Regions from separate parts of the Homo sapiens genome. Here regions 2, 3, 4 and 5 are each linked to region 1. A link is a loop called in an ENCODE intact Hi-C map of the cell type or tissue named here. Cell type or tissue: A673. All regions are shown on one strand.

Region 1 (5,000 bases):
TCCTTAGGGAAGAGGCATTTTGAGGCTATGCAGAAATCCTGCTTCTCTGTGAAGTTCCCCCCGCTAATTTTTAGTACCCATCAGTGGACCTTGACTCCACAAGGTCTTTTTCTTTTTCTTTGCTGCAGGGTGGTCTAATGATCTGTTTCCTGACTACAAAATGCACCTAAAAGGGAGTTTAGAGATTTAGCTGTCATGGTGGGGTGATAAATAGATTCTCAGCCCTGATTACTATATGAGCTTCTGGTTTGGTTAGATTTTCTGTTTCTGCATTTCTCTTTTTTTTTTTGAGACGGAGTCTCGCTCTGTCGCCCAGGCTGGAGTGCAGTGGCTGATCTTGGCTCACTGCAAGCTCCGCTCCCTGGGTTCACGCCATTGTCCTGCCTCAGCCTCCGGAGTGGCTGGGAATACAGACGCCCGCCACTACGCCCGGCTAATTTTTTGTATATTCAGTAGAGATGGGGTTTCACCGTGTTAGCCAGGATGGTCTCGATCTTCTGACCTCGTGATCCACCCGCCTTGGCCTCCCAAAGTGCTGGAATTACAGGCGTGAGCCACCGCGCCCGGCTGTTTCTGCATTTCTTGAAGTTTGTCCCTCACAAAGCTTCCTGGCTATTATTCTCTGATCAGTCCAGGTATATGTTGTTGATTGTATTTAGGCTACAGGAAAAGTCTGGGCTAAGAGGCTGCCACTGAAAACATTGATTAGTGTCACAAGTCACATGGGAGGCAAGTTGTGAAATGACCAGAAAAGCAGGTTTTTAGAAAACATTATGTAGCTGCACTATCTCTGTTTCTCTATTACTGTGATATCTCTCTTAGATTACTTTGGACTGAGAACTGATGAGTTCCTGGTAAACAAAATCAGACTAGGCATGCCGTCCTAGACATTGAGAGGGGCAGATGCCAAGCTCTTGAGTGTGCGTGTGTGGGGCAGGGGGCTGCATTTAGAACAGCCTTTGTAGTCAAGTACCCAGTCTATGCTAAGTCTCTGTGTGATATAGTTAGGTATTTCTCCTATGCATGATTATTTAATTAAAGACTGTCACTTTCCTTAGATTGGAAAGTTTTTAAAGGAAGGACTATTTCTATTTTGTTTATCACCGTGAGTCCAGCACATCTTCAGGCACATAATAGGCACTATATTATATTAACTGAATGAATGAATGACAAGTAACTTGGAGTTAGAAATGTCCATGCTTTTCCTACAGTTTTCTCAACCTCCCCATAACTTCAGTCACAGAAACAGTCTTGTATTATGGTGATTATATTCTCTAGTACTTATTAGAATAGTGCTATATTTACTTACACTATTAGGTAAGAAGACAGTTGTGGATTAGCCTAAGGACTGAGTTATATTGCAGAACACAGTTAAGGATAGATTGAATTGAGGTCTAAACAACTTTAAAGCATATGGGAAAGATACAGATTGTGGAGTTGGGGATATTTGGATTCAAATCCCAGCATTACCACTTATTAGCTATGCATTGTAGAAATTAACTAATCTCCCTGAGATTCAGTTTCTCCTCCTGTAAAATAGGAATAATAGTATCTTTCTCATAGCATTTATTGTAAGGATTAGGGGAAATTCTTTGTTTTGTTTGTTTGTTTGTTTGTTTGTTTTGCTACAGAGTCTCGCTCCATCGCCCAGGCTGGAGTGCAGTGGCACAAACTTGGCTCACCTCTGCCTCCTGGATGCAATCAATTCTCCTGTCTCACCTCCCAAGTAGCTGGGACTGCAGGTGCCCGCCACCATGCCGCCCATCTAATTTTTGTGTGTTTTTTTTTAGTAGAGACGGGGTTTCAACATATCAGTCAGGCTGGTCTCGAACTCCTGACCTCAGGTGATCCATCTGCCTCGGCCTCCCAAAGTGCTGGGGTTACAGGCGTGAGCCACCACACCTGGCAGGAAATTTTATATATATGTACACATAGGTCTAAATATAGCTCATGTAAGAAATACATATGTACTTACATGTGTATATATCTGCATTTTATATATAACACATATGTATATGGAAATATTCTAATATGTATATATGCATGTCTGCTATGCCTCTACCTCCTTATCTACCTGTGTTATAAATCTGCAGTTCCTGACACATGGTCATTGTATGAGTCAGGGTCCACATTAAGTATTTCAATAGATTATTATTATTATTTTTTTTTAGGACTGGGGAAGGGGAGCTTAACAGAAAAAAAATTAATAGAAGGAGCTGGTTAAACAGGTGCTAGAAGAGTGAAGAAGCAAAGAAGAAAGTAAATGCTGGAAGCAGCTACCACTCCCTGGTCCAGGGTACTAAGAGAAGAGGCTGGGGGATTAAAATCCAGAAACTGGAAAGAAAGGCCTGCCGTTCCCAAGAGGCGCCTGGTGCCAGTGCCTGGGCGGGTGGCGGGAGCGGGGAGAGGACACAATGTGGCTGGTTCCGGGAGTGCAAAACAAAAACAAAACAAAACATAAAAAAAACCACACACACACACAAAAAAAACCAGGAGACTGGTACTAACCGCTGCCAGGATGAAGGCTGAGTACAGACACAAATAACACTGACCGGACACAGAGAGGAACGAGCCCCTTTCCCTCCTCCCGGCTTGCAGGCTCCCTCTACTGCCCCCTATCGGCAGAGCCTAGCACGTCGCCAGCAAGCAAAGGGAAACGGGTTTTGCAGGGTCTGGGACCGGCCCCATCATGACAAAGCCAAGTATGTGTGCAAGCGAGGGGATGGAACGGAGAGACAATAGCTTAGTAACTTAATTTACTCATTCGCCATTTTAACAGCTGCCTAGAATTTCATTGTACAATTAGAGCACAATTTATCCATTTTCATGGTGCTAGATATTTATGTTGTTTCTGAATTTTTATTTGAAATGATGCTACTGTGAACATTCCTTTAATTCTTTTTGGATCATAAAATTTTGGGGAAGAGCTCGCATGACATTCTGCAAAGCATAAAGGAGTTATTAATATATTTTCACCCACTATTGAATGTTTAAATATTATATAAGTCTAGGTGTGGTAAGTACTATAAGCACACTGTTTTCTCCCATTTCATCCTCTTGGCAAGAGAACTCTCCTAGAAAGAAGACTAGCACCTAGCAGAATGCTTTGAATAGAGCAGGCTTCAATAAAGATTTGACATTGATGATACTGAAGAGATAACCTGGCTAGTAACAAGATGTTGCATAGAGATTCCAAACATTAATTTCCTTCCTTGCCGAATGTAAGCAAACACAAACAGCAAGTGCTAATGGTAAATGTGGTAAAGCACTAATTTCTCTGAGTTGGTCAATATTTAGCTGAGGCATGTCAGTTCAAAGCCTCCCACAATGTTTCTCCTTCATTAAGCAAGTCATCTCTGAGATATTCTGTAATTTTCTGTATATCTTCTTTATTATATGGTTAGTTTTTCTGTTAAAGATCATGTGTGGGCTGGGCATGGTGGCTCACGCCTGTAATCCCAGCACTTTGGGAGGCCAAGGCAGGCGGATCACGAGGTCAGGAGATCAAGACCATCCTGGCCAACATGGTGAAACCCCATCTCTACTAAAAATACAAAAAATTAGCTGGGTGTGGTGGCTAGTGCCTGTAATCCCAGCTACTCGGGAGGCTGAGGCAGGAGAATCTCTTGAACCCAGGAGGTGGAGGTTGCAGTGAGCTGAGATCGCGCCATTGCACTCCAGCCTGGGTGACAGAGCGAGAGACTCTGTCTCAAAAAAAAAAAAAAAAAAAGATCATGTGTGGGCCGGGTGCAGTGTCTCACCCTGTAATCCTAGCACTTTGGGAGGCCGAAGCGGGAGGATAGATTCAAGCCAGGAGTTCGAGACCAGCCTGGGCAAAATAGCAAGAACCCCGTCTCTACAGAATAGTTTTAAAAATTAGCTGGGTGTAGTGGTGCATGCCCCTAATCCCAGCTACTTGGGAGGATGAGGTGGAAGGATCGCTTGGGCCCAGGAGTTTGAGGAACCCTCAACTTCACTCCAGCCTGGGTGGAGCAAGGCCCTGCCAAAAAAAAAAAAAAAAAAAAAAAAAAGGCCGGGTGAGGTGGCTCACGCCTGTAATCCTAGCACTTTGGCAGGCCAAGGTGGGAGGATCACTTGAGGTCAGGAGTTCAAGACCAGCCTGGCCAACATGGTGAAACCCCATCTCTAATAAAAATACAAAAATTAGCTGGGCGTGGTGGCAGGTGCCTGTAATCCCATCTACTCAGGAGGCTAAGTCAGGAGAATCGCTTTAACTGGGAGGCAGAGGTTGCAGCGAACCTAGATGGTGCCACTGCACTCCAGCCTGGGTGACAGAGTGAGACTTTGTCTCAAAAAAAAAAAAAAAGAGAGAAAGGAAGGGACGACAAAGAAAGGAATGAAGAGAGAGTGAGAGTAAGAAAGAAAGAAGGAAAGAAAGAAAGAAAAAGAAGGAAAGAAAGAAAGAAAGAAAAAGGAAGGAAGGAACAGAGGGAGGGAGGGAGGGAAAGGAAAGGAAAGTAATGCTTGGTGTATGCAAGGCAGATAAAAATTTTTTGGAAAAGCAAGGCTGCCACCTTGTGGAACATTTGTATTGAATGCTTTCACTTTAAATCAACTGTAACGCCACAAGTGATTTGCAGGATTCTTTTAATTTTTCTCAATACGAGTTTTCTCCCTGCATTTCATCATTTTGTCTCATTCATTCTATGGCATCGATGTGGTATTAGTGTCAGTTTGCACTCCAGCTTTTGAAGATATGCAGTTTCCATTAAAGAAAACTTAGTGACTCACTTTTCCTCTACCGCCTCTGTCTACGGATCTGTGTGCTTATCTGCATGGAACTCTGACTTTGAAGTCTGTCTTGTACTCCCTCAGAAAAATATCAGGAAAATGTCTTTAAAAGTCCATTAACTGTTACAATTTAGAATTAAACACCTGTCACTTCCAAGGCAGAGGTGAGAAAATGTGAAGTTAAACAAATCACAGGGGATGCCTCCTCTGAGCATGGAAACTTCTCTCCCTAACTGGCTTGAGTTAGG
Region 2 (5,000 bases), 1.3 Mb before region 1:
TTCTCTGGATGAACAAAATTAAGTCATTTTACAAAATTCTGACCACACATAACTAACACATAGAGTCAAAGTGCTGGACATTTGTAATTTCTAGCCTTTCCTTCTCCTTTGTGACCACATCTTCACTCCCCCAGGCCCATAAACATAGCTATTTTCCCATTCAGAATGAGCAGAGTAAGCCAAGAAGAAATCACTAAAACAGTAACAGCAACAAGGTGTTTCCCATAAGGACTGATTTTGCTTGCTGCTTCCTAGAGCATTGGAGTATGTTTTTGGGAACCCAAAGGTTGTCAAAGGCTCTGGAGGATGAAAATCCTATGAAAATATTCTCTCTTTGTGACTTTGAATTTTTCCTACCATTTCTACAACTAGAAGTTTGCTGGCTGGGGAGAACAAATTCTTCCAAGTTCTTATGTGCTTCTGGACATAGATGATGAGTATTATTAAAACTTCTACTTCTGTTTGGAATACGGATGAAAACTCCTAGACTAGATTACTAAATGAATTATAATTCATACCAGCTTTGGGAAATAAGTTGCCAAGGGGCTTAACGACACAGAGATTTAGATTTAGAGAAATATGAGATTTTCAAAGCTTGACATGGGTGCCTCTTCCTTTTATTACCATTCCTGAGAATACATTTTTTTTTTCTTGAGACAGAGTCTCACTCTGTCTCCCACACTGGAGTCCAGTGGTGCGATCACCAGTCACTGCAGCCTTGACCTCCCCCCGCTCAGGTGATGCTCCCATCTCAGCCTCCTGAGTAGCTAGGACTACAGGTGTGTTCCACCACACCCAGCTAATTTTTCTGGAGAATAACTTTAATGCATAATATTCTACCTAGTATGGGCTATAGAGAGTACTATAAATTTTTTTTTAAGATTAGGAAAGGGCAGTTCTAGCATGCCATTTGAATTTGAGGCAGAATAATTTTCTGGTCCTTCTCCCCTAAATAACTTGACCAGACTTGAATGTGATTGTTTTTCACAAGGAAGGGCAAGGCCCAGCTGTGTGCTCAGACCTGTCCTCTTAGTTTAATGTTTATGGTTAATGTGCATGGGCTTAGGAGTTTATTTCAGTGCATTATAGTGCTAATAAAATAGGATAGAGACATTAACAGGGTTTGATGTGTGTCTGAGTTCAGAACGCATCTTAACATGCTTGATCGCAATCAATGTCTTTCAATGCAGCCCATCCATTGTCTCTTGTGTTAAAAGATCTTTTTTCACTTTTTTCATTAAAAATTGTAGTAAATGCACATGTGCACACACACATAACATAAAATTTACCATCTTAACTATTTTTAGGTGCACAGTTCAGTGGCATTAAGTACATTCACACTGCTGTGCAACCATTACCACCAAGCGTCTCCGGGAACATTTCCAACTTCCCAAATAGAAACGCTGTACTCATTAGACAACTCCCAATCCCCTCTCCTCCCAGCCCCTGGCAACCACTCCATTCTCTTCCTCTATGAATTGGACTGCTGTGAGTATCTAAGTGGAATTATACATATTTGTCCTTTGTGTCTGGCTTATTTAACTTAGCATGATGTCCTCAAGGTTCATCCATGTTGTAGCATGTGTCAGAAATTCCTTCCTTTTTAAGGCTGAATAACATTCCATTGCATGCATAGACTACATTTTGCTTCTCTGTCCATTCGCTGATGGGCACTTGGGCTCCTTCCACCTCTTGGCTGTTGTGAACAGAGCTGCAATGAACATGGATGTACAAATATCTGTTCACATTGAGATCTCTCTCCTTTGGAAAAGGCAGGGCAAATGTGAAAAAAAAATCATACTTTCCTGATTTATTGTGACTCAAAATTTCCCAAACCTACTTCTTATTTTTGAAAAGTAGATGTCACAATTAGTAAAAATCCTGAAAATTTTGAGTGAAATATGTTAGGTGATTTCCCTTCGTAAGAATATAAAAGAAGTAAAATAAAATGATGCTGAATCTTTAGAGAGCTTCCATGTTTACATTAGATGTTGATTTAAACATTTTTCTAAATAAGAGATTTTCCCCTCGTGGATGAGTGTCAAGAAATAATCCGACGTCATAGCATTTATAGTCCTAGATAGTAAAATTTCAAAATCCAAGGATCAGAATAGTTAGAGAAACCTGAGAAAAACCTAAATAAGGACCTGTAAAAAGCTACTAACTACAACCACGAGATTATAGATGTTTGCTGATATTGTTCTCAGTTTGGTTATTGTGTTGTTTATGAATGAAAGTAGTGTATGTTTGTGTGAATTTTTGTTTTTAATTTTTTATGAGTGCCCTAACAAAGATTACAAATTGGGAATACAAACTCCAGAGCAATGGAGACAGTGACACTTTTGTGGAGGGGTACATGTGGCTGTTCGGGTGGTTATTAACACAGGCTGCTGCCCCTGCCCTGCAATGGGAATCCCCAGGGCATTGGAGGATTCAACCTCTTGCAGTTACCTCTTGTAAGACAGCAGATGGCAGCAGAGAGAGGCTTTGCACATCCCTGCAGGTTCTAGTTTGCACAAAGGGCTTCTGAGAGACCTATCAACCAATTATAACATCAAGTGGCAAAAAGAGTCCTTGATAAGTTATTTCGCTTCTCAAAGAAACCGAAAACGCCAAACTAATCACTAGTCTTGTTTTTTTTTTTCCTGGCAAAAGCCTGCTATCTTTCATGATTTAGCTTTCATGAAATTGTTCCTGAAGACCCCCAAAAGAAACAATTTCATGCCCCGAACTCTGTTCAGAGACTTTGCTGTGCCTGTCATGTCCAGCTTGCCATATCCTGTTTTGTAAAGTAGCCACCTTATATACACACCTGCTGTCTGCACTGTGACCTCCTTTCAAAATCATCTTTGGTTCTTCAGAGGCCTGGAATAATGCTCTGCCCAGATGAAGATCTCCGTAAATGTGTTTTTGAAATGGCTAATCAAATAATGGATACCCTTAGGTATTTTTGCAGAAACACTTGACAGCCTTCCATAATATCCCTACTATGAAATGGAAACTTGTGAATGAGATGTGGCTAAGTACTTTATCCATAAAACTCCAAACTTGAATCATGTTGGTAAGTGAACTGATGTTAAGCTAGCAGGAAATTGTTGGTGGCATTCCTTATTCAACATTTTTATTGGCTTAAGTGACCATAGAGAAAGCACGCTCATGAAACTGACAGATGACATAAAGTTGGAATGAATTGCTAATAAACTGAAGACAGGGTTCAAAAAGATCTGGATGGACCAGAAGGATGAGCCCAAACCAGCAAGATGAAATGTAACAGGGACAATGCAAAGCCCTGAATTTAGGTTAGAAAAATGGGGGTGGGGGGGCGGCACCTGGGCCACAGAGCAAGACTCCATCTCAAAAAAAAAGAAAGAAAAATGGGGGGAAGGGTAGACTTTGTGAAAAATGGGAGACAATGCTACTATCACTTAACAAGGAGATGGTTCAGTAACATTCGATGGGACATTGTACATTGTTAAAAGAACAAATTTCTATACATGGTGACATGAAAGGATTTCCTTTTTGTTTTTGTTTGTGGGTTTTTTTGTTTGTTGTGTTTTTTTGAGATGGAGTCTCCCGCTGTTGCTCAGGCTGGAGTGCAATGGTGCAGTCTTGGCTGACTGCAACCTCCACGTCCTGGATTCAAGAGATTCTCCTGCCTCAGTCTCCCAAGTAGCTGGGACCACAGGCATGCACCACCATGCCTGGCTAACTTTTGTATTTTTTTAGTAGAGAAGGGGTTTCACCATGTTGGCCAGGCTGGTCTCAAACCCCTAACCTCAAGTGATCCATCCACCTCGGCCTCCCAAAATGCTGGGATTACAGGCGTGAGCCACCACACCTGGCCAGACCTAGAAGGATTTCTAAGACATATTACTAAATGGGAAACAATCATAGAAAAAATGATGTAAGAAATGCAAACCAACATGGTCACGTATGTGTTGTGTGTCTATGTATATAAGTATGAGTATATTCAATTGCACAGGGGAAAAGTCTGGAAGGATATAATCCAGATGTTAACACTGAAACTTCCAAGCAGGGGAGTGAAATGAGACTTTCACTTTTGACTTCGTATACTCCTGTATTATTTAAGTGAAAATGTATTTATATATTCTATAATTACAAAAATCACATTGGTTGCCTTTTCATTTTGAAATGAGCAAAAGTGACAGGGCTGTTAAAAAGCTAAGTCACTTGAGCAATAACGTGATGTCCAGAACAGTGGTTCCATGGCTCAGCCATGTCGGGGGCTGCACTGAGGACAGGGGGCCATCTGCCTTCTAGGAGGACACTGTGGACTGGAATATTGTTCCTGCCTTGAGGAGGAGTCTCCCAGCACAGTTACTGCTGCTTGACTGTCAGAGCATGCGTTTTCTTAGGGAAGTTGAAGGCAGCCTGTATCTAGTAAGGTGGTATGCAGTAGTTGCTTAATGCTGAATGTGTGAAGGAATGTGGGGCTGTGGAGCAGGAGGATAAAGTCTGAACTTGGACCTGTTGTTCTCAGCTATTCGAAGCTTTCTCAAGTGGAAAATAGACTGACTTTGGGTCCATCAGAGGGCAGAACAAATGCTGGAGAGCAGATGCTAGAATTCCGTCTTAAAACCATGAATCCTTACAGCGGCCTGCGTGGCCTGCGCCATCTGTCCCAGCCACGCCCTCCTTGGCCCCATCTCCCCCTTTCTCGCCCTGACTCTTTGGCATCCTGGCCTTTCCGTCTCACTGGGATGCTTCCCTAAGAGACTCGTGTGGTTTGCTGCCCTGTATCCTCCGGATCTCCTGACCACCCTATGTTAGTTACATTGCAATTTCCCGTTTCCCTCATGACGTCTTATTTTCCTCCATTTAAATTACCTGCAGCAGGTACCACCTACAGGGATCTGTTGAGAGTCGGCCTCCTTCAATGTGAAGCCTGATGTTTTGTTCTGTTCACAGCTATGCCCCCAGCCCCTAACAGTTGGTGGCAGTCAGTAAATATTGCCTGGGAAAACGAATCATTAGCCATG
Region 3 (5,000 bases), 77 kb before region 1:
ATGTTCAATGTAAGAAATCCTCATTTGGGCTGGCCGCAGTGGCTCATGCCTGTAATGCCAGCATTTTGGGAGACCGAGGCGGGCGGATCACCTGAGGTCAGGAGTTCAAGACTGGCCTGGCCAACATGGTAAAACCCCGTCTCTGCTAGAGAATCACTTGAACCCAGGAAGTGGAGGTTGCAGTGAGCCGAGATTGTGCCATCACACTCTAGCCTGGGTGACAAGAGCTAAACTGCATCTCAAAAAAAAAAAAAGAAATCCTCATCTAACTCAAGGTCAAGAATAACGATTAGTGGCTGGGCTCGGTGGCTCGCACCTGTAATCCCAGCACTTTGGGAGGCCGAGGTGGGAGGACTGTTTGAGATCAGGACTTATAGACCAGCCTGGGCAACATGGTGAAACCCTGTCTCTACAAACAATACAAAAATTAGCCGGGCATGGTGGTGCCTGCCCATGGTCCCAGCTACTTGGGGGCTTGAGGCAGGGGATTGCTTGAGCCTGGGAGATTGAAACTGCAGTGAGCCGTGATCGCACCACTGCACTCCAGCCTGGGAGACAGAGTGGGACCCTATCTCAAAAAACAAAACAACAACAAAAAAGATTAGTATCTTTAATATAAGACAAACTCTTTTCATGTGTAAATATGAAAACCTACTAGAAATGGGCAAAGAACACAATAGAAATTTCACAAAAAAGACATGCCAGTAGCTAGCAAGCATATCCTCATAAGCATATGCAAAAAAAATTTTCCTCTGCTCATAAATTGGCAGGGATTGTACTTAAGAAAGGAGAGAATAAAGACAGGAAATTAGGAGATGGAGGGTCTAAACCATGTCTGTGATATTAGGAATAGGAATGATTTGAGGCACAGAGTTGGAAAAAACAAAATAAAAAACATCTACTGACTGCTTTCCATGTATTTACACTATTTATTTTAATCATTACATCAATCCTATAAGTTATTACCTCAGTTTTAAAAATGAAAGAACAAAGAGTCTAAAGTTTAAGTATCTTGATTCTGGCTATTCACTCAGCAAATATTTACTGAACACCTACTGTGTGTTCAGTACTGGGCGACTAAGAAACATAAACAAACAGGTTGGGCGCGGTGGCTCACACCTGTAATCCCAGCACTTTGGGAGGTCGAGGCGGGCAGATCACGAGGTCAGGAGATCGAGACCATCCTGGCTAACACGGTGAAACCCCGTCTCTACTAAAAATACAAAAAATTAGCCGGGCGAGGTGCCGGGTGCCTGTAGTCCCAGCTACTCGGGAGGCTGAGGCAGCAGAATGGCATGAACCCGGGAGGCGGAGCTGGCAGTGAGCCAAGATCGCGCCACTGCACTCCAGCCTGGGCAACAGAGCGAGACTCCGTCTCAAAAAAAAAAAAAAGGAAAGAAACATAAACAAACAAAATAAACAAATATTCATGCTCTCATGGAGCTTAGATTCTGGCAAATAAATACATACATGGCATTTACATGTAAAGAAAGCTCATTTTTTTCCCCTAGTATACCACCCTGATTCTATACCTCAGTTTCATACAGGAATAACAATAGTTCCAAGATGCTATTAATTTTTCTAGCTTGGAAACTGATAAGATTTGTAAAGATGTTGTTCCCAATCAATCAGATAAACATAGAAAGAACAGTGAAATGAAAATGAGGTTGGTTTGAGACGTGCTGATTTTTATGGTGTCTTCCTCATGTCTACTGGTTCAATAAATAGCAACTGGAAACAGGGGAATGGGCTCAGCCCATGTGAGCGCTAGGGCTAGGAACAGCAATTGTGAATGCCACAGGGGGACACGCAACAACCCAGAAACACAGTAGAAAGAACCAACAGTGAGACAGCCCAGGACTGAACCTATATTTAAAGGGCTGAAGGGGAAAGAGAAAGGAATTAATATTATCTTGAAATTTAAAGAGAGTTTAAATGAAGGAGAAAATGTTCATTTATTTTGAAATTATTTCTTGGCCAGGTGCAGTGGCTCACACTTGTAATCCCAGCACTTTGGGAGGCCAAGGCGGGCAAATCACTTGAAGTCAGGAGCTCGAGACCAGCCTCGCCAGCATGGTGAAACCCTGTCTCTACTAAAAATACAAAAATTACCCAGGCATTGTGGTGGAGCACCCATAATCCCAGCTATTCAGGGAGGCTGAGGCAGGAGAATCGCTTGAACCCAGAAGGCAGAGGTTATAGTAAGATGAGATCGCGCCACTGCACTCCAGCCTGGGTGACCAAGCAAGATTCCGTCTCAAATAAAAATAAAATCAAATAAAAATAAAAATAAAATAAAATATAAAATAATTTCTAAATTTTTAAAAAATGGCACATGCACAGAGAAAATTAAAATAATGCTAAAAAGCTATTAATGAAAAACAGCAGTTCTCCCACTTCCAAGAGGCAGTTACTTTCAATGTTTTTGGTAGTTTTTCCTCAAAAAATATATACTTCCATACTAAAAAAAATTTTAAAGCTATATTTATCTGTTTTGAATATATTACTATTTGTCCATGTTATACAAAATCCAAAGGATAACTGTAGAAAGCATGTCTCCCTTCTAAGTGCCCTCCCCAGAGGCAACCAGTTAAGAATTTTTTACTGCATTCTTCCAGATAAAACATATACAAATATATATACATGTTATTTTGCTGTAGAAACGGCAGCATACTATATGCATTCTTCCGTACCTTGTTTTTTTCACGTTAATAAAAGATCTCAAAGATCACTTCACATCATTTGTTATAAAGAGCTTCCTTATTCTTTCTTAAGCTGCATTGCATTCCTTTGTATAGATGTGTCATAGTTTCAGGGGACCTCAGTTGATAAGACATTTGATTGTTTTCATTCATTTGCCATTTTAAGAAATGCTGTAAAATCTATAAAGACAGGAAGCAGTTTAGTGGCTGCCTGGGGCTGAGGCAACCACTAAACTGCTTCCTGTCTTTATAGATTTTATTACTATAAAATTGCAGTAAGTCTCACCAACTCAAAGAAAAGCAATTTACCTCCCTAAAATGAATATGTCTTTGTTAGAATGTGGGTGAAAATAATTTGGATCACTAAAAGAGGCTCACTATATCCTGTTTAATACACATTTATTTACAAATAAACATGTGTATATGAAAGTAAATTGTAGCCCTATCTGTCCTCTGATGGATTTATAAAACTCTAACTTGTAAAATTAAAGTATATCTACTTGTCATAAAAAATAAAGTAATTTATTAGGAAGATAGCATCTTAAAGTCTTAAATACATGTTTCAAGATAGAAAAAAAGACTTACCGTCCAAAATTTTATAAAGTACTCTAAAACTGTTGCAGCCACGAAAAGGCAATATAATAGGGAATACAATAAAAACAGCAGGAAGAATTTGTAATTAGAAAATCCCACACAGTTATTCACCCTGGAAAAATAAAGAAAGCCACATTATAAAAGTAAGACAAATCACAAATTCACAGAAATAGAAAGTAGGATGGAGGCTGCCAGGGGCTGGTGTGGTGTGGGGAAGGGGAGCTTTTTAATGCGAATAAAATTTCAGTTTTGCAGGATGAAAAAGTTCTGGAGATTAATTGCACAACAATTTGAACATACTTAACACTACTGAACTGTACCCTAAGAAATGGTTAACATGGTACATCTTATGGGAGTCTCATTCTGTTGCCCAGGCTGGAGTGCAGTGGCACAATCTCGGCTCACTGCAACCTCTGCCTCCCAGGTTCACGTGATTCTCCTGCCTCAGACTCCCAAGTAGCTGGGATTACAGGCGCCCAACACAACAGCCGGCTAATTTTTGTATTTTTAGTAGAGATGGGGTTTCACCATGTTGCCCAGGCTGGTCTTGAACTCCTGACCTCTTCGATGTTTTTTAAAACAATTAAAACATAATAATTAAAAAAAATAAATTGGGCCGAGTGCAGTGGCTCATGCCTGTAATCCTAGTACTTTGGGAGGCCAAGGCGGGTGGACTGCTTAAGCCCAGGAGTGCAAGACCAGCATGGGCAACATGGAGAGACCCCATCTCTATTAAAAATACAAAAAATCAGCCAGGCGTGGTGGTGCATGCCTGCAGTCCCAGCTACTTGAGAGACTGAGGTGGAAGAATCACCTGAGCCCAGAAGGTCAAGGCTGCAGTGAGACAAGATCATGCCACTGTACTACAGCCTGGGCAACCAGAGACCCTGTTTCAAAAATAAAATAAAACAAAACAAACACAAAGAAAGACAAATCAGAAAACTAGAAAACTTAATCATTATTACCTAGAAATGGGTCATCTGGGAAGTTGAGTGGTGTCTTAATTGTGAATGTTTGTATTTAATAAATTCCATAAGGAATGTGGAATTTTAATGTTAATTCTTAATACATTGTTATTTGGGTTAATTTCAGCAGATATTTTAATAGAAACCATTTAATATAACTGTTTACATACAAATCTATGCATATATGTAAAGAGATCAATCTTAATATCTATGAGTAAACTGGCCTTCAAAATTTAGGAATACTGAAGTTACTCTAAATTCTCTCTCTCACCACCAATGCAATTTCTTCTGTTTTTTTATACATACCAAGGACAGTGATGATCCATCTTAAGAATACATCTAGGAAACAAACAAGCATAAGAAAATCCATGCAGAAAAATTCTTCTAATTCTAACTTCTCATAATTTTCTTTTATTTGACTTAAAATTCCCTTTACAACTACATCTTAAGAGAATCAACCCAGAAACTAGGTTAGAGATAATTTCTGATGCTTCCACAAGAATGTTCATAGGTAAAAAGTCATGATTTTTATACTGGGAATTCAGCTGAACATATTCAGCTGCCTTAGACCACATCAAATAATACTGTAATATTTAGATCTGGGCTGGGCACAGTGGCTCATGCGTGTAATTAATTCCAGCACTTTGGGAGGTGGAGGCGATAGGATCATTTGAGGTCATGAGTTCGAGACCAGCCTGGCTGACATAGTGAGACCCTGTCCTGAAAAAAACAAAATTCA
Region 4 (5,000 bases), 230 kb before region 1:
AATTTCATATCTCTACTTGCTACACATGAGATCCAGAGCAAAAATGAAACAAAACAAAATATATGTGCCTTGCCCTATAAAAAAAATCTTAGCTAGGTGACACTTAATGAGACAAGCTGTATAAAGTGCTAAAATAAAAAACAAGATTCAAGTAAAAAAAAATAATAATGGCTACTAGTGTTTGGTAGTATAAACATTCTACAATTTATTTAATCAGTCATCTATTGATGAAGTTTCTGGCATGGCAATGAATAGAACAGTACCCATATCTTTGAATACCTATACTAAAATATTTGTGGAATAAACAAATGCTGAGTCAAAGAGTATGTGTATTTTCAGTTTTTATATAGAATTGTACCGATTTGCATGTCCACAGATAATGGAGATGGAGGGTACCTGTTGTCCTGCACGCTTGACGGCACTTAACATTATCCACTTCTAAAATCCTTGTCAAACCTACAGCTGAAAATGTAATTTGCAGCAAATAATTTGTATTTCTCTAATCACGAGTGAAGCTGAGCATCCCGTCCCATGTTCACAGCAGTCTGTATGTCTCGTGCTTACTGACTGTTAAAAAGTTCTTTGTTATGTTTTAAAAATTGGCCTTTTATCACAGCTTGGCAGTCTCCTTCCCCACCCCACTAGTTTGTTATACATCCCTGATCCAAGTTTTTGGTGCAGTTTTTTGAGCAGAAGCCTTCGATTTTTATGTGGCTAAATTAATCACTCTTTTCCTTTATGGCTTCTGAGGTTCCCATTAGGTTTACTTTTCCAAGAAAGGAAGAGCTGCTTCTAATTTAATCTCTATAATTGGCTGAGAGTAGGTGGAGAGGCTGGGTCCATTACTCACATACGGTGTGACCTTCTACAAGTTACCCATCCTCCCAGAACTTCAATTTCCTCATCTGGAAAATTGGGATAATAAAAGCTCTTTTAAAGGATTATCGTCAAGATGAAATAAAATCATGTGTTTACAACTGAGTGCACGGCACACAGGAAGTGCTCAGTAAGTGGTGGCTTTACTTCCCTGAGATTTTAAACCATCATCACTTAACAGCTCCAGCAAATGAGTCACAGACGTGAGGCAAATTCCTGTTACTCTGGAAGGCAGAGAGAGCACTGGGAATGACAGCGTACCGCCCGTGGGCCAGTCCCCGGCTTGCTGTGGCACTGCCACAAATGCTGCTGTTGTGTAACTTTCTAGGAAGCAGGATTAATTCCTAGCATGGTTCTTAAGTCACTTTGGGATCTAAGATGTTTCAATCATTCTAGGATTTGAGCTTCTTGAAAAGGCTCAGGACAAATGGCAGCGAAGGCTACGTGGATACACAGTTTGTGGGTGATTGTATGCATATGAACTGCAAAGTAGACAATACCCCCAATTCCAGTCCTCAGTAGATAATAATTGTTAATCATTTCCCTTGTATCTTTATAGATATTCCTATATCTATAAAATATCATCACCTTAACTTTCATGAGAATGAAAAGAAGAAATTGCTCAAGAAAAAAAACCAGAATTGAGACAAGAAATAAAAGTGTAAATGATTACATGGCACTTATATATATATCTGTTTTTTTCTTTTAGAGATGGGGTCTTGCTCTATCACCCAGGCTGTAGTGCAATGGTGTGATCATAGCTCACTGAGGACTCGAACTTTTCCAGGGCTCAGATGATCCTCACACCTCAGCCTCCCCAGTGACCAGGACTACAGACATGTGCCACCAAGTCTGGCTAATTTTTTTTTTTTTTGTAGTGGTATGTGTGTGTGGGGGCGTCTCACTATGTTGCCAGGCTTGTCTCATACTCCTGGCCTGAAGCGATCCTCCTGCCTAGGCCTCCAAAGGGCTGGGATTATAGGGATAAGCCACCGCACCTGGCCATTACATGGCATTCCACACAGGAGTCCTCCTCTGTCAAATGAGAACTCATAAGCACTACACATTGCTGAGTCCTGTAGAACATAGAGAGAAATACATACGTACACCTGGTTGAAGGTTGTGGGGAATATTCACACTTGGTCTCTTATCTGATTCTATTTATCATGGCTAAATAGGTAAAAAAATATAAAATATAAAAATTCTTTCAAAGAACTCAATTATTTAAAAAGCTTCTTACTTTAACAGAGAATAGAATCAAACTTTAATCAATTTTTATATGAAGGAATCTACTTTTCCCATAATTTCTAATCAATGTAACCTTCTATTATTCAGGAAAAAAGGTAGCTTAGATCTAAGGTATCATGATGTAACTGATTCAGAGCGGCAGTAGCTTTTTTGGTTGAATTTCAATTTCCAAATAGCTAGAAAACACTCCTTTTGGCTACCTGTTGTTAGCTTAGCATCAAGACTACTGCTCAGGTACACTGACCTTAGCTACTACAAGAAATGCTAAGGATTAGCTATATTCCTATTAACACGTTTTCAGATGTGTTTTCACCAGAGAACTCAACTCGTTTATTTCCTACAGAAACCTCTACATAGAGCACAGCACAATCTCTCAAATACAGCAGCCATGCTATCTTCCAACCTACGTGATCTTCCAGTGCGGCTTTGACAATCCTCCCTTTGAGAGGCGCAGGCTATGTCCTCTTGCCTTGAAAATGGGTGGGCTTTTATGACTGTTCCCACCAGGAGAGGGCAGCGGAAGTGATGCTATGTGACTTCTGAGGCTAGGTGACAAAGACAGCAGAGCTTCCACCTGCCGACTCGCACACTTGCTGTAATGTAAGGAAGCTAACAATTCAGAGGCCACTGCAGTGAGGAAGGCCAGGCCGCTTGGAGAGGTCAAATGTTCTCCAGCCATCACCCCAGCACGTCCCAGCCGACAGCCAGTGACAAGGCCCCAGCATCACAGAATGGAGACAAGGACACATGAGCATAATAAAATCAGTGCTTTATGTCACAAAGTTTTGAAACAGTTTGTTACATGGCAATAGCCAGAAAACACAGCCCTGCACTCTGATTGACACAGGACTCACCCACTGTTCTCCTGTCCCCGTGACTTCTCCACTGCCCTGAAATGCCATAAGAAATTTATCCCGAGCCTGAATAAAATGGAATCAAACATTTTCCTACAGGCTATTTTTTTTTCAATAACTTCCTCCCCAGATAACCCAAGGATTCAAAATGGTTTTCAGAGCCTCACCATTGTCTTCACTTGACAGGAAATATGTAGACAGCCTTTGTTCCCATGGAAAGTGTGAAGAACATGAATCTGACAAACCACACAGGAGGTAATTTCCTCTTGGCAGAGTTTTCCACAGGTGCTGAATTTCTTTAATTTATTTATTTTTGTGGAGAGGGAGGTGGAAGAGGATGGGCATAAAAAGACGACTACTGGCTCATCATTTCAGTTGGAAGGGTTTCTCTGCAACATTTTCTCTAGCTTTCTCTGCTTCACCTTCTCTTACAGGTATCACTTTGTCCCTGCACTGTGAAGATAACTGTCTGCTGGGTACGGCAGAGCACCTCTGTGTTTGGAAAGGTGCCAGCAGAGGCTGAGAGGCGGGAGGTGCAGTTCCTTCCTGGAGGAGCCATAGGGGTAACCTTCCAAGAGACACGGCTTCACGTGAGCTGGAAAACCTTGCATGGATACGCTTGTTACTCACTCACAGTTGGCAGGATCCTGTCTGTTCTGCCCACCCCTCCTCACTTGTTCTGTGTGCTGCTAATGGACCAGAACCACGGCAGTTCTCAGGACGGCTTTGGTCGGCTCGCCCTTTCTAGTACTGTGACAAGGAGATAAGGCAGAAAGCAGAGATGGGAGGAGGGTGAGGGCCAGAGGGAAGATTTGTGAGATGAGGCAGAGAGAGGAGAAGAGCCGATCGCCTTAAGAGGCTGGGCCATGAGCAGGCTGAGACCAGACGCTGTGTGGTCTGGTGTGATGGATGGTTGGTCCCTCACGCCACCAGCTGTGACTTCGAGAGGCCTGGGTACCTGCTAGGTCCTCCTTTCTGGGCTTTTCTCGCTCCGGGCCTGGTGGCAGGCAAGGAGTACTGACTGTGCTGTGAATATGAAATATTTCTTTGCTAAGGGAAAGCGAGGGGAGACAAAGCAGGATATGTCAACATCAGAGACAGTGTCTGCTGTCTTCCCCATTCTTATTGGCTATCGGTTGTTTTGAAATACGGGATCTCTCCAGGTGACTAGCATATGTGCTCTCAGCTCTAAATCAAAGGCACTAGATAAATCCAATAAACAAAGAAAGAGTCTGGCGTAGAGGCTCAGTCTATTTCAGGGTTGGCAGGTTGGTGAATTTTCCACTGTAAGATCACACCACTGTTTTCAAGGGATTTAAAATATTACAAGTGATAGTAGAGGCTGTGTCTCTAAAGATTTGAACCAATCAAAGTAAATCTGGCAGGATTGTTTTTTCTTGTTTTTTTTTTTTTTTTTTTTTTTTTTTTTTTCTGTTTTTTTTGGAGATAACGTCTCACTCTGTCACACAAGCTGGAGTACAGTGGTGTGATCATGGCTCACTGCAGCTTCAACCTCCTGGGCTCAAGTGATTCCCTGACCTCAGTCTTCCAAGTAGCTGGGACTACAAGCATACACCAGTATGCCTGGCTAATTTTTTTTTTTTTTTTAGAGATGGAGTTTTTCCATGTTGCCCAGGCTGGTCTCAAACTCCTGAGCTCAAGCAGTCTTCCCAGCTTGGCCTCCCAAAGTGCTGGGATTACAGGCGTGAGCCACCACGCCCGGCCAAATATGGCATATTTTAAAAGGCTAGAGCAGCGATATAAAAATATGAGCATCTACAAAATGTATTGTCTGCAAATACTTTGGCATCAATTGACCCATCTTAGACAGTCTTCCTTTTCTCTTCACTCATTCATTCAACAAATATTTATAGTACACTATGTGCAAAGAAACATGAAAGGCACACAAGATTAGTAAGATACTCTTTTTCCACAAGACATTCGCAAAGTGATGGGGAAGTAAGTATGGGTTAAATACATTTAAATATTTAATTTAAACATTGGTTACACTAAGTTAAGGAA
Region 5 (5,000 bases), 760 kb before region 1:
GGATAGCTGTAGTCGGGAGGTAAACAAAGAAAAGGACAAGGAGTGTCCTAGGCTATTTTCTGCTGCCATCACAGATACCACAGAGCGGGTAATTTATAAAGAGTACAAGTTGGCCAGGCGTGGTGGCTCACGCCTGTAATCCCAGCACTTTGGGAGGCTGAGGTGGGTGGATCATTTGAGGTCAGGAATTCAAGACCAGCCTGACCAACACGGAGAAACCCCAGCTCTACTACAAATACAAAATTAGCTGAGCGTGGTGGCACACACCTGTAATCCCAGCTACTCGGGAGGCTGAGGCAGGAGAATCACTTGAACTGGGGAGGTGGAGGTTGCAGTGAGCTGAGATCATGCCATTGCACTCCAGTCTGAGCAACAAGAGTGAAACTCTGTCTCAAAAAAAGAAAAAAAAAAGTACAAGTTGATTTGGCTCATGGCTCTGGAGGCTGGAAAGCCCAAGGGTCTGGTGCTGGCATCTGGTGAGAGTCGTCCCACGCTGGAAGGTGGAAGCAAGTGACAGAGAGGGAAGGGCGGAACTCATCCTTTTACCAGGAACCCCTCCAAGGATGGCAGAGCCCTCCTGACCCAGTCACCTCTTCAAGGCCCCGCCTCCCACACTGTTACCATGGCAACTGAGTTTTTAACACATGAGCTGTTGGAGGGACACAGACCATAGCAGAGAGTAAAGGAGAGTAGGGAGAACAGGGGACAGGAGGTCAAGTAACTTTCAAATAGACACCCTAGGTCACCAACGGCATTCGAAGAGGCCATGAGACCCTCCCCAGCAGCCCAGTGCAGGTACGGTTCAGGTACCCCGGCTGAAGGAAGCCGGTATTTTCCTGTGGAGAACCCAAGTACCAGAATTTCAGCAGATGACATTGGGGAAGAGGGGAAATCACAAGAAAATAAATTCCCTTCAGGGATTTCATTTGAAAAGCGCCACCTTGGGATACAGATGTGGGATACAGACTGGAAGTCACCTGAATGACCGCCTATAGGCAGCTAGTCAGATAAAATGCTATACAGCTGTGAAGACTGGCGGCTCTCAGTGTACCTAAGGATATCCCCTACTTACTAAATGTGCCCAAGTTCAGCTTCCAGTTACCTGTGGGCAGTTCAGCAATGGCCCATTCACTGCGACCTGTTTCCCATGTGGGCTGTCCATTAATTATTCCACTTGACCGATATTGAAACCCAGGGTCACATTCATTCATCAAATATTGTCTAGGGGCTGGTGGGCAGGCCCCCTGGAATACAGCCAGGAACCACAGACCCTGACACTCCTCCTGCAGTCACAAGGTACTGTTCGCATCACTTTCTCTCCATCAAATCTTTTTTAAAAAATTTATCTAAGGGGTTATAACATTAGAGAAAGATTAGGAGTATAATGTTAGAGAAAGTTATCCTCACTACAGCTATCCTTCTTGTTAAGACACCAGGCCGGGTGCAGTGGCTCATGCCTGTAATCCCAGCACTTTGGGAGGCCAAGGCGGGTGGATCATATGAGGTCAGGAGTTCAAGACCAGCCTGACCAACATGGTGAAACCCCCATCTCTACTAAAAATACAAAATTAGCCGGGTGTGGTGGCGCACACCTGTAATCCCAGCTACTCAGGAGGCTAAGGCCAAGAGAATCGCTTGAACCCGGAAGGCGGAGGTTGCGGTGAGCCGAGATCGCGCCGTTGCACTCCAGCCTGGGTGACAGAGCAAAACTACGTCTCAAAAACAAACTCCCATTTATCCTCTACCCCTTTAACAAATGCATGTCTCTCTTTTATGCACTTTCAAATGTGTGTGCCGACGCTAAAAAAAAAAAAAAACCCCACCCTGCAGGCTGAGACCCCTGTGGTACGCGCGTCCCCACTGTCTTGAGCACCGGCTGGCGAAGGTGTCTGCAGCGGCGTCTCTGGCCGACAGGGGGCAGCACGGCGCCAGCGTCCTCGCCCAGCGCACTGGCTGCCCGGGCCGGCCCACCGCGTGGTCTGTGGAATTTGGGGATGGGAGGTGCTTTTCTTTCTTCTCTTTCTTTCTCTTTTTTCTTTTTTCCTTTCTTTTCTTTCCTTCCTTCCTCCCTCCCTTCTTTCCTTCCTCTCTCCCTCCCTCCCTTCTTTCCTTCCTTCCTTCCTCCCTCCCTCCCTCTTTCTTTTTTATAACGTTTTTCCTTGGGTCCCTGCTTCCAAACTGTGGGTTATTTTCTAATGTCTTAAAGCAAACTAAGCCACGCCTTCACGGAGTCTCTGCACATAGTACATGAGCACAGGTGCAGTGTCCTTTCGCCGCCATCCTCTAATGACAACGCTTTGTTGAGAAAACGAGGGCGTTAGAGAAAGGAAGAGTGAAGGACAGAGGGCTCTGCTGCCTGGCTGGGAAGGTCTCAGTCACAGCCTGTGAGACGGCCGGCGGGACATTGTTCATCCTCATTCATTCTTGGAGAAAAAGAGAAACTCATTGTTTAAAGCAGCTTATTTAAGAAATGTTGGTATTTTCCCCCTAAAATGTTTGTATGCTTAAATGACCTTGAACTGGCCAAGGTACAGCACAGACCCCGCTACTCCCCCCTTGCCCCAGCTTCTTAAAATACAGCAGGCTCTACTGCACCTATCACTGTTTCACAGGGTAAAAATAAAAGCATTGTCAGGAGCATTGTTATGGGATTAAAGTCTCTCGTTCTGAAAATAGGTATGTTCGTTTTGCTTTGATAGTTATTTTCCCCTTACTGCCTGGGTTTTACTTTAGCATTCTTAGAGTAACCAGGGATGATGATAATATTTCATTCCATCAGCGCCTCTTGCAATGCTCCTCACCTGAATAAAATGCATGTGCCCTAATGCCAACAGAATGATTTGGGCAAATTCAGGAAGTTCCCCACATGCCATGAAGTGAAATTCCTCATGGTGTCTGTCTTCCAGAAGTGACACATGAAAAACTGGCAATGAGCACACTGCTCACTAAATAAGAGGCCAAAGAGAAAAGAATCTACCGGAAACTCTTCCGGAATTAAAGAGTCCAGGCTCATGTTGTGATAGTGATTATTCCTCATAACCAGTGTTGTGGCGACAACTGACTCACTGGCGGTCGGGTGGACTCCCCCCTTGGTGCGCACAGGCGCCTGCCCCAAGGACAGACACTTCAAAGATGGCTCTGAACCCAGATTCTGCAGCTTCCCCCGGGCGGAGAGTTAAGCCACCCCGTGGGCATGAGTCGTGTTTTTCCTTTGAAGAGATGTTTCCCAGCTGCAATGAATGTGTGGCATTTGCCATGACAAAATAAAACCCTTCAAGAAATGTGGGTTCTCATTCTCATTTCTTTTTCTCCCTTTCCCTCTGTAAAACTTTTTTTTCTGAATTATCTTCCAAATTCTTTTCCAAAACATTAGTCTTTCTCTCCTCTTCCCCTACCTCCCAGATGAACGAATTTCCCCAGAATAAATGGATTTCCTTGTTGTAGCCTCACTGTTTACCAAGTGCCTGGCTGGCTGCTAAATAGCCACAAACCGCACACCGCATCTGTTATTACCGTGAGGCTTAGGCAGCTTGGCTGTGGGGGGCAGTGCGGGCGGCTGGGCTAACCCAGGAGAGCTGGAAGACTTTGGACAAGTCCGCTACTCTGTTGGTGCCTCAGTTTCCTCACGAGTGAGAGGAGAGGGTGGGCAGGCTAAGCCTTCTTTTTCCTAATAGCCCTGAGCCAGCTCAGTTGGCAGAGGAGCCGGGTTCATTCTGGAGCCCTGACCTTGATGTTAAGTTCAGGATTGCACCAAAGTCAACCTCAGTACCCAGACAGGGCAGGACTGACCGCTAGTTCTCCTTGGCCTGGGGAAGCCAGTGGGGATCCGTGCCCTGGGCAGACCTCATTGCTATCCCAGGCTGATTTTTCCATGTCCTGTTTCATGAGAAATGCACGACTGATGTTTTCTTGTGGGGGCCAGAAAAGCATTTTTCAGAGCTTCTTGGCAGCACATATTGAAGATCTTTGGCTCCCTGGGGCCTTAGCTCATGGAAGGAGGGTGGAGCTGATGGGTCTGCTGGCCATGGCTTGGCAACAGGGAAGCTGTTTGTGGTCTCCAGTTACTCCCTGGCCAGCCACCAGAGCCCTACTATACCCGGCCCTGGCCCCACAGCCGTCCTGGCTGCACATAGTGCTTCCAATGTGGTGGTCCTGCCCCTTCCTTCCCCTGTGGTCTCAAAACCATTCCCCCTCCCAGCTGCTGGGCTTGCTCCAAAGGGAAAGTGAGAGATCGGAAGGCTAACACAAACCTGTCTTCGTGACTCATTACTTCTCTTAAACATAGAGACCAACTGGTCTATACCAGGGCTGTCTATTAGAATTATCTGGGGAGGTTTTAAAAAAGACCAGCCCCCCGCTCCACTCTAGAGCAATTGAATCAGAATCTCTGGGGGTGGGGGGGACACTGATTACTATTTTTTATAAGCTCATTTGTGTGCCTCCAGGGAAGCCATCCCATTGGCAACACTGATTGCTTACTGGGTTAATAATGACCTTATGTACTCATTAGAGGAAATGTAGAAGTCCTGGGCCGGTATGGTCATGAAATTCACACCCACTTGGGAAATGCAATCATCCAGTTGTTTGCCATCAGCTGCAAATCGATAGATAGATCCGAGCTTAGCCAATGGCTAGCTAGCCTTTAGGGATAGCGCTTACGTTGTTGACTGTGCAGCCAGAAATGGGTTTCTGCTGATTCATTTGAATCAGTGACTCCCCAGCTTAAATGAGTGAAACAGATCACTTGGACAGCTTGTTAGTGTGGAGAGCTTCCGACTCCTTGGATGTAGTGTTAAGTCTGAGAATTTGCATTAAAAATTTTTTTTAACTTAAAAGTTTTATTTTGAAATATAGATATATCTATACATCTTTTTTTGTTTTTATTTTTTTGAGACAGAGTTACACTCTGTCACCCAGACTGGAGTGCAGTGGCGTGATCATGGCTCACTGCAGCCTCGACCTCCCAGGCTCAAGGGATCCTCCCATCTCAGCCTAAGGAA

What was found. Hi-C counts contacts between places; a loop is a spot of excess contacts. Peaks named below come from ENCODE experiments on the same cell type or tissue, not always from the same donor. Only the 100,000 strongest peaks of a DNase experiment are listed, where the experiment ranks them.
Region 2: it touches region 1 in a loop (4-fold over the local background); 6 of 110 quality-filtered maps call a loop at or near these places.
Region 3: a loop joins it to region 1, with 2.7 times the contacts of the local background. A loop is called at or near these places in 10 of 110 quality-filtered maps.
Region 4: a loop joins it to region 1, with 5 times the contacts of the local background. A loop is called at or near these places in 2 of 110 quality-filtered maps.
Region 5: it touches region 1 in a loop (6-fold over the local background); 9 of 110 quality-filtered maps call a loop at or near these places.

Annotation. Positions count from the first base shown.
Region 1 is chr13:21,474,584-21,479,583 of GRCh38, forward strand. No RefSeq gene overlaps it. Among named protein-coding and RNA genes, the nearest start is that of ZDHHC20, 18 kb to the left of the region's middle. RefSeq lists a silencer at 2,725-2,774. In A673, CTCF peaks have their summits at 2,631 (motif pointing left) and 4,542 (motif pointing left); DNase peaks (open chromatin) are centred at 2,618 and 4,528; H3K4me3 peaks cover 367 bases; H3K27ac peaks cover 1,118 bases.
Region 2 is chr13:20,179,978-20,184,977 of GRCh38, forward strand. It overlaps LOC107984553 (a long non-coding RNA gene), which reads right to left. Exons shown (of 3, transcript XR_001749956.2): 2 at 1-4. Among named protein-coding and RNA genes, the nearest start is that of GJB2, 10 kb to the right of the region's middle. In A673, a CTCF peak has its summit at 2,452 (motif pointing right); DNase peaks (open chromatin) are centred at 1,414 and 2,474.
Region 3 is chr13:21,397,086-21,402,085 of GRCh38, forward strand. It overlaps ZDHHC20 (zDHHC palmitoyltransferase 20), which reads right to left. Exons shown (of 13, transcript NM_001330059.2): 6 at 4,568-4,600; 7 at 3,288-3,408. Among named protein-coding and RNA genes, the nearest start is that of LINC00539, 55 kb to the left of the region's middle. In A673, no CTCF peak of the experiment used is centred here; a DNase peak (open chromatin) is centred at 2,876; H3K4me3 peaks cover 402 bases; H3K27ac peaks cover 1,531 bases.
Region 4 is chr13:21,239,764-21,244,763 of GRCh38, forward strand. No RefSeq gene overlaps it. Among named protein-coding and RNA genes, the nearest start is that of LINC01046, 7.7 kb to the left of the region's middle. In A673, a CTCF peak has its summit at 2,640 (motif pointing right); DNase peaks (open chromatin) are centred at 918 and 2,638; H3K27ac peaks cover 2,528 bases.
Region 5 is chr13:20,710,872-20,715,871 of GRCh38, forward strand. The region is part of intron 1 of IL17D (interleukin 17D); the gene reads left to right. Among named protein-coding and RNA genes, the nearest start is that of IL17D, 9.7 kb to the left of the region's middle. In A673, a CTCF peak has its summit at 1,898 (motif pointing right); a DNase peak (open chromatin) is centred at 1,940; H3K4me3 peaks cover 802 bases.